Regions from separate parts of the Homo sapiens genome. Here regions 1, 2 and 4 are each linked to region 3. Evidence: chromatin contacts called from ENCODE Hi-C or POLR2A ChIA-PET data. All regions are on one chromosome and are shown on one strand. Each heading gives the region's core, a stretch centred on a gene start or an enhancer-like site at or near the end of the contact. The rest is flanking DNA. Distances are from core to core; before and after follow the strand shown. Region 1 overlaps SLC12A8 (solute carrier family 12 member 8). Region 2 overlaps SLC12A8 (solute carrier family 12 member 8). Region 3 has its middle 66 kb from the start of ZNF148. Region 4 overlaps HEG1 (heart development protein with EGF like domains 1).

Region 1 (2,700 bases), core at 134-2,633, 310 kb before region 3:
ACAAAAAATAGACATGTATAATAATTATAAAACTTTTTTTTTTGAGACGGAATATCACTTTGTCGCCAGATTGGAGTGCAGTGGTGTGATCTTGGCTCACTGCAACCTCCACCTCCCGGGCTCAAGTGATTCTCCTGCCTCAGCCTCCAGAGTAGCTGGGACTACAGGCATGTACCATGCTTGGCTAATTTTTGTATTTTTAGTAGAGACAGGGTTTCACCATGTTGGCCAGGATGGTCTTGATCTCTTGACCTCGTGATCTGCCCGCCAACCTCCCAAAGTGCTGGGATTACAGGCATGAGCCACCGTGCCCGGCCTAAGCTTATTTTTATTTTTTTTTTTTTTTGAGACGGAGTCTCGCTCTGTCGCCCAGGCTGGAGTGCAGTGGCGGGATCTCGGCTCACTGCAAGCTCCGCCTCCCGGGTTCACGCCATTCTCCTGCCTCAGCCTCCCAAGTAGCTGGGACTACAGGCGCCCGCCACTACGCCCGGCTAATTTTTTGTATTTTTAGTAGAGACGGGGTTTCACCGTTTTAGCCGGGATGGTCTCGATCTCCTGACCTCGTGATCCGCCCGCCTCGGCCTCCCAAAGTGCTGGGATTACAGGCGTGAGCCACCGCGCCCGGCCTTTTTTTTTTTTTTTTTTAAGACAGGGTCTCACTCTGACACCCAGGCTGGAGTGCAGTGATGCAATCTTGGCTCACCGCAACCTCTGCCTCCCAGGTTCAAGCAATTTTCCTGCCTCAGCCTCCCGAGTAGCTGGGACTACAGGCTTGAGCCACTGCACCCAGCCAAAGCTTCCTTCTTGTCTCCTGTTTCTGCCCATAAGTCCATCAGAATGAAGGGAGTGGAGTGAGCCCCCATCTTCAGACTGTCCCTACTTGGGGCTCTCTAGTCCTTAAACATGGGAACCCCATTCTGATCCAGCAGGTTCTTGTCCTCTCACTCACAAGACACATAACTTGTGAGGAGACCCAGGGGACGCCTAGGAGGGGGGAATGGGGGAAGTAGGCCAGAGGAGGGGTGAGCACTAACAGCCGGGCTGAGGGGCCTGGAGACAGCCAGCCAATTGGAGGGCCCAGCAAATTCCCAGAGCTTCCCAGGGTGTGTACATGAGCAGGAGAGAGGAGTCAGGCCCAGGGAGGTCAAAGGGCATCACAGAAATAGCTGGGTTCTTGAAAAGGAAGGTGACTGTGGACATTTCAGTAAAGGCTGTAGGTTTCCTACCACATTTTTTCGTGCTGGGTGTGGTCAACCACAGGCCCATGTGTTGGCTGTGGCCAAAGAGGCCCTTATCCCTTCCAGTAAGAGTTTAGAATCTGGGAACAAGGGTTACAGGACTTCACATGACTGATATTCTTTTCAGTGAATTTCCATTTCCTAGTTCCTCTGTGAATCGTGTTCCTGGATCCCTGGAGTGGCTGCATCCACATGGTATGTGTGAAACCCTGGAGAGGAGATGTCTGCTTCTCAGGGAAAGTTTGGTAGTGGAGCTTGGAGAAGGAATGCACTTTGAGAAGGAATGCACTTTAAGAAGCAAAGCAAGTACAGCATCCACTCCAAGCTCCCCCCACTCCACCCCTGCAGCCACCAGCACAGGGTGTAATGGAGAAGAGTGCAGTGAGGGGGCAGGGGGACAGCTTCCTAAATCCAGAGGAGCACCAGACCGAATCTCCAGCCGCTCTTCCCAGGAAGCTGCCTGCCCTTGGGATAAAATATCTGAAGTAACTTAACCATCATATCTCTGTCAGGAGGATGGGGGGCTGGGGACAGAAGGGTTTGTTCATCAAAACTCTCTCCTCGCCACAGTCTGGAGGTTCTCTTGTTCCAGAAGAGGATGGTGTTGGAGGGAACCCCAGCCATGACTCACTCGGAGCTAATCCTTAGCAAATCTATCACCATGGAAACTGCCAATCATCCATGCTTTTCATAGCTTAACCGAACATCTGCCAGGAGACAGCAAGTCATACAAACCATTCGTCCTGCCTATTGTGTTTACAATTGGGGCCCTGAAAAACAGAGACAGAGACACGGAGGGCAGCTCTCCACAGCAGGGTGACGGCCCAACTCTGGCCACTAATCAGCTTCGTGACCTCTGTCGGGTCCTTCATAAGCTCCTCTGCACCCCTCCTCCCCAGCTGGTAAAATAAAGGATCAGATCAATGATTCTTCACCTCAGTTGGGCCAATGAGAGTGAGAGGGACAGGAAAGCAGGTCCCCTAAGAGGGGTGGGGCAGAGAGGCCTGTGTAGTTACAATCTATGCGCTATTATCATTTTACATTTGAAAGCTTTCAAAATAATACTCATAATTTAAATCACAGAAAATAAATCTTGACTCATCGTCTTAGGTAGCTATAGCTTTTTCAGCGGAAGGACAACGACACTCCATCTCTGAGCCAGAATGTCCAGTGTCTGTGAGGCTTTTAGTATCATTATCAAAAGTGAATATAGGCCAGGCATGGTGGCTCATGCCTCTAATCCCAGCACTTTTGGAGGTGGGAGGTCGAGGCGGGTGGATCACTTGAGGTCAAGAGTTCGAGACCACCCTGGACAACATGGCAAAACTCCATCTCTACTAAAAATACAAAAATTAGCCAGGCATAGTGGCATGCTGTTGTAATCCCAGCTACTCAGGAAGCTGAAGCACGAGAATCTCTTCAACCAGAGAGGCAGAGGTTGTAGTGAGCTGAGATCACACCA
Region 2 (2,700 bases), core at 160-2,659, 330 kb before region 3:
CTCTGTGACCTCATGTGGACACAAGGTCTTACTTGTAAAAGGGAAAATGCTAATATATGTTATATTACACGAAGTAATAGATGTAAAGCACCTAGAATATGGTAGGTCCTTGAAAATACGAGTTCTCATTTTCAGAATTTCTCATGCTCTATAAGCCTCTCTGTGAGTGTCTCTGTGTATCTCTGTGTTTATAGATTTGAGAAAACAAAGCTTGAGCCACCTTCTGTCCATCCCCTCTTGCCTGGTTTGGGAGGTTCATCTTCCACAAAGAAAACATATTGCATCCTTAACAGGTAGTTTATCACAACACATTTCCACTTCTCTTGTAAGGAGAGATTGATTTTACTCACATTGAGGCTTTATACTTCTGTTCATTTTTGAGTGAAAAGAGATTGATACCCAATTACTAGCTGTGGCTCTCAGGTCTAACATACAGGAGTAGATAGAAATTTCTGTTTAAAATTAACTATCTATAACAGAGTATAATTACAAATAATTCAGCTGATACCTGAATATAATGTTTTAAAACAAATATTGCACAAAATTAACAAGGATTTTAAACCCAGTTATAACTGGTTCACAATAACTGGGTAGGTAGGATAATCAGTGGTCATCCCCAAATAAGAGGCCCCAGTGTGATACCAGAGCACTCACCTTCTCCACTGGACTCTGATTGGTTGCACAGCTCAGGAACAAGTTGCTCTCCATATGTTCCCTCAGGCTGAGTCCCTTCGCTCTTGGAAGTCTGCTTGTTCCAGCAGGACTCCTGCCCCTCCCAGGAGGCAGCGGGCAACCTGTCAGAGATCTCGACAGGGAAAGAAGGAGGGGATTTGAGGTCCAAGAGGAAGCTATCTTGTAGGGTCTGCTTGGTGGCCTTCTTGCTTTTCCTCTTCTGACTTTCTGGGGTCCTGTTACCCTCTCCTTGCCTGGGCTGGCTACTCTCAAGCTTCCTGGTTAGCTGGAGGAGCTGATCCATGTCCTTGGTGAATTCCAGTAGCGTGCCCTCCAAGACTCTTTGGGCAGGTCCCTCAGAGCCGTAACTGGGAGCTTTCTCTAAGAGCAGGTGCTCAGAGCAGTGGAGGCCTTCTGCGCCCTCCCTGAGCACCGGCTCAGGCACCGGGGTCAGGCTGCAGGAACACATGGACAGGGAGAAGTAAGAGTAGTCCACTGCAACGTATGTCAGCATGAAGTTGATGGTGACGATGGGGGCCAGAACGTTCACTTGACCCACAAAAACAAAGGCCATGGTCACCAAGCTGGTCAGGCAGATGGCAGCCACGGGTGTTTTGTTTGGCCCCTTCTGCAGGAACAAAAATAACATGCAGGACCATAAAATTTCAGATAGAACGCTTCAGAGATTTCAGAAGTTACAGGCTAGAAACACAACTCATAATGACTCAGCCACTTCTCCCCATGTGATTATTCATCTATAAACTTGAGATAATAATATCCTACTCATGGGATTAGTTCATGCATGCGAAATGCTTCACACAGACTGACATGCAGTAAGCTCCACAGATATTAGTTGCATTAGCAACTTTTTTTTTTTTTTCTTTTTTTGAGACCGGGTCTGGCTCTGTTGCCCAGGCTGGACTGCAGTGATGTGATCTCAGCTCATTGCAACCTCCGCCTCTTGGGCTTAAGCCATCCTCCCACCTCAGCATCCTGAATAGCTGGGACTACAGGTGCACACCACCATGCATGGCTAATTTTTGTATTTCTTGTAGAGACGTGGTTTTGCTATGTTGCCCAGGCCAGTCACAAACTCCTGGCCTCAAGCAATCTGCCCACCTTGGCCTACCAGAGTGTTAGGATTACAGGCATGAGCCACTGTGCCCAGCCATAGGAATAACTATGAACATGGGGCATTATTATAGAACTTTGACTTCCCAAATATTTCCTCCTTTTGTCTTTCATTGGGTTTTAATACCAGCATAGAAAATCAAAGAAATGCAAAGTTGATTCTTCCCAGGGAGAGGCAGATTGCGGAAGACACAGCAGAATCACTGGTGGCTGGAGGAGGGGAATTCTGACACTAATTCTGACACTGAGTATCCGCAAATACTCACACACACACATTACACACACCTGTTATTAATGGAGGTGGGTATGGTGACCTTCAGGTGGACAGGAGTGGAAAAAAGGTGCTAGCTGCCTCTCCTGGGAGCTCTTCATCACAGTCACTGACATAGTTCTTGGGCCAAAAGCAACAGTCACTTCTCAGTCCCTGTCTTCTTTAACCCAGCTGGCTACTCAGTCCTCTTCGAAACACTTTCTTCACCTTACTTCTCCTGATTGGCCTCCCTCTTCACTGGCTGCTCCTTCTTGGTTTCTGTGGCTGGCTTTTCACGTCTCTGAACTCCACATTTAAAGCAGCCCCAGGCTCCATCCTCAGATCTCTATCTGTACTCCCTCCCTTGGTGAGCTCAACTAGGCTCACGGCTTTGAATACCGGCATTATACTGACAACTTCCAAATTTGAATCTCCAGCCTAAAACATTCCCCTGAAACCCAGGTTTACATATCCAACTGCCTACTCAACATTTCCAGTGAACGTCTAATAGGATCTCAAACGGACTATGTCCAAAACCAAACTGCATTTTTGGAGGAAGATAAAGGAAGAAATCAAGGATAAGTTGCAACGATGTGTTCCCTAAACCAGAGAGAGGCTGAAAATTGGAAGCGGCTGGGGAGGCCCTC
Region 3 (2,700 bases), core at 19-2,518:
CTACTAAAAATATGAAAAGTAGCCGGTCGTGGTGGCAGGCACCTATAATCCCAGCTACTCAGGAGGCTGAGGCAAGAGAATCGCTTAAACTCTGGAGGCGGAGGTTGCAGTGAGCTGAGATTGTGCTACTGTACTCCAGCCTGGGTGACAGAGTGAGACTCAGTCTCAAAAAATAAAAAAAATTTAAAGAAGAAAAGATTTGAACAATAGAATTTAGAAGCTTAATATGAGGGCCCTGCATAGTACACTGCACCCTACAGCTGGAGAATACATGTTCTTTTCAAACACATCTGGGATGTCTGGGCACAGTGGCTCAAACCTGTAATCCCAGCATTTTGTGAGGCTGAGGCGGGCAGATTGTTTGAGCCCAGGAGTTCCATACTAGCCTGAGCAACATAGGGAGACCTCCAACTCTACAAAAAATTAGAAAATGAACCAGGTATGGTGGTGTGAGCCTGTAGCCCTAGCTACAGAAGCTGAGGTGGGAAGATCACTTGAGCCTGGGAGGTCGAGGCTGCAGAGAGCCGAGATCACACCACTGCACTCCAGACTGGGCGACTGAGCAAGACCCTGTCTCTAAAACAACAACAAAGACAGATAGAAGATTTATAAAACTTAACTACACACACACACACACACACACACACACACACACACATAAACGCAAATCAACTATTTCAGTATGTGGGGCTAAATTCTAAGGGGAAGTACAGGGAGTTTTGGGAGTCAGAGGCTCAGGGACGATCTCCCAGAGAAGGTTATGACTGGGCTGAGTTTGTGAAGATAAGTTATCCAGCTAAAGGAGGTGGGGCTGGAGGCTGAGCTATCTCAGGCAGGGCATACAGCAGGTCTGAGGGCCCCTAGGCAAACAGAAGTGAGTTTAGGGAACTGCAAATCCCTTCCCAGAATTCACCTCTTGCTTCCAGGCAGGGGCCCTGACATGCATCTGCAGGGGCCCCACTAAAAGCTATCGGTCAGTTTCCATCTCTAACAGGAGATGGGGGTCTTCAGTTACCATCCAGCCAGGGCATGTCCCCCAGAAAGGAACATGAGCTGGGCCCGAAAAGGAGCTGCCCAGAGCTCCAATGTCAGGCAGGATTGGGGAGCTCCCTGCAGGTGGGCAGGATGCAGGACCCCTGAGGCCCCACCACCTCCTAAGGAAGCCCCCTCCCCATCCTCTACTACTCCTAAAAAGCCTGGAGGGCCTCCCTGCAGGCTGGCTCAAGCAACATGGACTCCCAGCCCTTGCCCCGCCCAGGCTCACACATAGTTTCTCTGGGGCTCAGGCAATGTTAACACAGCTATCACTGGCTTCCTGCTCACCATGCCAAGCTGTCACACACGTGAGCTCAGGTCTAGGAAAGAACTCTAGAGGGGTTTGGAACACTACCTGTCCAAAGTCTCTGAGTAAGTGAAATGCAGTGTTTAGCCCAAACCTTCATTTTAGCTAAGTGCCTTCCTGTGTCCTCCCCAAGAACCACTCTCAGGGTACCCTCTCACCTGGTGTGGGGCCTCACTTTACCCTCCTTTCAGTCTCTCCTTCCTGACTACTGAGCAGGCAGGGAGATGTGAGAGCCAGAGAGATTTGGGCAAGCCACACAGGCCCATTAGCTCAGCAGCTATGGAGAGAGAAGCCATAAAGAAGGAGTCTTGTCTGGAAAGCAGAAACCTGGACGGACTGGCTGTGTGGCCAAGAGCAAGTCACTTCCCCTCTCTGGTCCTCAGTTTCTTCCTTTTTAAAATAACAGGAAATCATCTCTAAGCTTATTTCTAGCTGAAGATTCTGGGATCTTATTTAAAGAATTGGGTCTATTTCAAAAGTCGACTTAGTTTTTTTGAGGTGGGGGACAGGGTCTCCCTATGTTGCCCTGGTTGGTCTCAAACTCCTGGACTCAAGGGGTCCTCTGCCTCAGCCAGCTTCAGGAAGTTCGTAATTGGAGGATATTGTCCCTTTTGTTGCTTTTCTGGGGCTGTTGCAAGGTGGAAAGAAACAGAGGTGGGCATCCTTGAGCCACTGCTGAGCCATGACTAGGAATTAGACTTCGCAAGGGAGCTGCGTGCAGTGGCTCACACCTGTAGTCCCAGCACTTTGGGAGGCTGAGGCAGGAGGATAGCTTGAGCCCAGGAATTCAAGACCAGCCTGGGTAATGTGGCAAGACCCTGTATCTACTAAAAATAAAAAAATTATCTGGGTTTGGTGGTGCGTGCCTGTAGTCCCAGCTCCTAGGGAGGCTGAGGTGGGAGGATCGTTTGAGGCCAGGAGGCAGAGGCTGCAGTGAGCCAAAATTGCACCACTGCACTCCAGCCTGGTGACAGAGGGAGACCCTGTCTCAAAAAACAACCAACCAACCAACCAACCCAAAACACCCAAATGATGATGCAGTGAGTATCTCAGTGCTCGAATGAGAGCATATCTGTAGGTTAAATTTCATGGGAATGCTTTAAAATAAAGTTTTATGTCTTATTTTAGGGTAAGTAATCTCCCAAATAGCTGAGACTACAGGAGCATACCACCCAGCCTGGCTAATTTTTAAATTTTTTTTATAGAGATGGTGTCCTACTATGTTGCCCAGACTGGTCACAAACTCCTGGGCTCGAGCAATCCTCCTACCTTAGCCTCCCAAAGTGCTGGGATTATAGGCATGAGCCACCATACCTGGCCATCATCTGTGATAGCCCCAAACTGGAAATCACTGTCAT
Region 4 (2,700 bases), core at 60-2,559, 420 kb before region 3:
TCAAAAAAAAAAAAATAAATTGAAAATTTACGACCACATATACACTTGTACCTGAATGTTCACCACAGCATTATTCATAATAGCCAAAAGGTGGGAACAACCCAAACATCCATCAATTGATGACAATTGATAAACAAAGTGTGGTATATCCCTGCTACGGCATATTATTAAGCCACGAAAAGGAACGAAGTTGTGATACAACGTGGATGAACCTTGAAAACATGACACTAAGGGAAAGACACAAAGGACCACATATTGTATGATTTCATTTATAGGAAATGTCTAAAATGGACAAATCTACAGAGACAGAAAGCACAGGAGTGATTGCCAGGGGCTGGGAGGAGGGGAGAATGGGAGTTGACTGCTGATGAGTTTGGAGTTTCTTTGTGGGGTGATGGAAATGCTCTGGAATTAGACAGTGGTGATGCTGCACAGCTTTGTGACTACACTAAAAATCACTGAATTGTGTGCTTTAAATGGGCAAATACTATGGAATATGAAATATACCTCAATAAAGCTGGTTTTTAAAAAACAGAGAATTTATTTGGATGAATGCCCCGACAACTACTAACGAGAAGGTGATATTTTCACCTTCCAGAAGCTCTGTGACTGAGGCAGGTATGGAGTTATGGGTTGGCTACAGGGAATGAGAGGATGTGGACAGAGAAGTCCCTGAGCTGTGTGTGGGAAGAGGAAGTGGCAAGAACAGCTTCTCAGAGATGTACCAGAAAAAACTGGGGGATATATAGGTGTATCTGTATCAACCAGCTAGAAGAAGGGCCTGGGAAATAAGGAAGGAAGGTGGAGGGGCCTGAGGAGTTATTTCATTCATGCATGCTTTTTTTTTTTTTTTTTTTTTGAGACACTTTCGCTTTTGTCGCCCAGGCTGGAGTGCAGTGGTGCGATCTCAGCTAACTGCAACCTCCACCTCCTGGGTTCAAACGATTCTCCTGCCTCAGCCTCCCAAGTAGCTGGGATTACAGGTGCCTGCCATCACACCCGGCTAATTTTTTGTATTGTTAGTAGAGACAGGGTTTCACCATGTAGGTCAGTCAGGTCTTGAACCCCTCACCTCAGATGATCCACCCACCTCGGCCTCCCAAAGTGCTGGGATTACAGGCGTGAGCCACCACGCTAGGCCCTCATGCGTGGTTTTAATACGCCACAGATTTCATAAGCATCATGAGTCCCTCTCTCCTCTATGGGGCACAGTTGCATGAAATGGAAAAACTCACTCGAACGTTCTCCACGTGGTGCTGATGAATTCAAGCTTTCCGAGGAAGATGTAGATGAAGACTCTGAATAACTCCTATCTCCCAATGCTGTGTGACTTCCTCCAGACTGTACAGTAGAGTCTGAGAACTGGGTCAACACTGAAGCATTCACACCTTCAGGATATGAAGCAGAGCTTCCTGTCACATCTGCAGATGTTGTGCTGTTGGTCAAGAGCCAGTGTGCAGTGATCTCTCCACCTCTCATGGGTGCGACTGACCTAGACACAGTCTCAGTCTGAGACATGGGACTTCCATTTTGCACCTCAGAGCTGCTGGCAAGCTGATGTTCTCCAAAGGCTGTAAGGTAATATAGGAAAAAAAGGCCATTACATAGGTATGAAAGAGATCCCTTGGCAACTAAGAAGTGAGACCTCTCTAGGGAAAGATTCTTTGCCAAGGAACCTGGTATAGTGTTTATTAAATGTATTATGCACTATCATATTCTAAATAATTATTTCAAAACTCTTGGGTGGCAGCAAGAGAGTAATACAAAAAAATATAACTTGTTGAACAGGGGACCTTTGAAATAGCATGTGCAAGTAGCAAAGTAACCTATAGGCTTGAGTGTTTCATTCTCTTTCCCATAAAAAGTGTTCGAGAGAGTGAGTGTGTGGTTATGTACAACAAATACAATGCAAATAAATATAGCACAGTCAGAGCACTTTCCTAAAACAGTTCTCATATGAATAAAGGTTATTCTAAATACCAAAGTATAGCAAAAACAAAAATCAATTATAAGGATTAAGCCAAACCACGAATTTGGGAATAATATTTATATCTGCACATTTATGCAGAAAGATGATCTGTACACAAAATAACTGAAGCTAGTTTGAAGAGTGGGCCAGGCTGTGTGCAGTGGCTCATGCCTGTAATCCCAGCACTTTGGGAGGGCAAGGCAGGAGGATTGCTTAGGGCCAGAGCTCAAGACCAGCCTGGGCAACATTGCAAGACCCCATCTCTACAAAAAATAGAAAAATTAGCTGGATGGAGTGGCATGCACCTGTAGTCCCAGCTACTCTGGAGGCTAAGGTGAGAGATCACCTGAGCCTGGAGAGGTTGAGGCTGCAGTGAGCCGTAATCATGCCAATGCACTCTAGCCTGGGTGACAGAGCCAGACATTGTCTTCAAAACAAAATAAAACATAAAGAGTAGGCCGGCTCTCAGCTTGAAGACCATCCTGTAGAGTGAAAAGAAGATGGAACCAAGAACCCTGAGGCTAAGGTCTCAACTCTACTGAGTGAGCTAAATGGCCAGGCACCCATTACTTAAACACTCAGAGCCGTAGTTTTCTCATCTATAAGAAAGCAGGAGGAATGACACCTGTCTGACTAACTTCACAATGTTCTCATAAGAGTGACCATCAAAATGCAATAGTGCCATTAAAAAGCACACTTTTCTCTGGAGATTACAAATGGTCTTGAAGAGG

Evidence for each region. Hi-C counts contacts between places; a loop is a spot of excess contacts on that map. ChIA-PET counts read pairs that join two places held with the same protein, here RNA polymerase II (POLR2A). Pooled maps may share reads with other maps.
Region 1: a loop to region 3 is called in a map of PC-9, with 3 times the contacts of the local background. The contact joins two enhancer-like sites. A Hi-C loop is called at or near these places in 1 of 168 maps with a recorded cell type or tissue (PC-9) and 2 of 50 pooled maps. POLR2A ChIA-PET finds 5 or more read pairs at or near these places in 3 of 52 experiments (BJ, activated T-cell and activated naive CD4-positive, alpha-beta T cell).
Region 2: a map with no recorded cell type shows a loop between it and region 3 (2.7-fold over the local background). The contact joins two enhancer-like sites. A Hi-C loop is called at or near these places in 2 of 37 single-sample maps with no recorded cell type and 2 of 50 pooled maps. POLR2A ChIA-PET finds 5 or more read pairs at or near these places in 2 of 52 experiments (BJ and Panc1).
Region 4: a map of right lobe of liver shows a loop between it and region 3 (2.7-fold over the local background). The contact joins two enhancer-like sites. A Hi-C loop is called at or near these places in 4 of 168 maps with a recorded cell type or tissue (GM20431, left ventricle myocardium superior, ovary and 1 more) and 3 of 50 pooled maps. POLR2A ChIA-PET finds 5 or more read pairs at or near these places in 5 of 52 experiments (HepG2, PC-3, T-cell and 2 more).

Annotation. Positions count from the first base shown.
Region 1 is chr3:125,127,853-125,130,552 of GRCh38, forward strand. All of the region lies in intron 6 of SLC12A8 (solute carrier family 12 member 8), which reads right to left. Among named protein-coding and RNA genes, the nearest start is that of MIR5092, 22 kb to the right of the region's middle. Within about 2 kb of position 1,384, at least 13 of the 41 ENCODE cell types and tissues checked have a DNase peak (open chromatin) inside an H3K27ac peak, as active enhancers do.
Region 2 is chr3:125,106,827-125,109,526 of GRCh38, forward strand. It overlaps SLC12A8 (solute carrier family 12 member 8), which reads right to left. Exons shown (of 14, transcript NM_024628.6): 10 at 655-1,300. Among named protein-coding and RNA genes, the nearest start is that of MIR5092, 43 kb to the right of the region's middle. RefSeq lists enhancers at 586-1,086, 1,087-1,587, 1,362-1,411, 1,422-1,491, 2,072-2,151 and 1 more. Within about 2 kb of position 1,410, at least 5 of the 41 ENCODE cell types and tissues checked have a DNase peak (open chromatin) inside an H3K27ac peak, as active enhancers do.
Region 3 is chr3:125,439,508-125,442,207 of GRCh38, forward strand. No RefSeq gene overlaps it. Among named protein-coding and RNA genes, the nearest start is that of ZNF148, 66 kb to the left of the region's middle. Within about 2 kb of position 1,269, at least 3 of the 41 ENCODE cell types and tissues checked have a DNase peak (open chromatin) inside an H3K27ac peak, as active enhancers do.
Region 4 is chr3:125,018,027-125,020,726 of GRCh38, forward strand. HEG1 (heart development protein with EGF like domains 1) reads right to left here. Exons shown (of 17, transcript NM_020733.2): 5 at 1,236-1,571. Among named protein-coding and RNA genes, the nearest start is that of HEG1, 37 kb to the right of the region's middle. Within about 2 kb of position 1,310, at least 2 of the 41 ENCODE cell types and tissues checked have a DNase peak (open chromatin) inside an H3K27ac peak, as active enhancers do.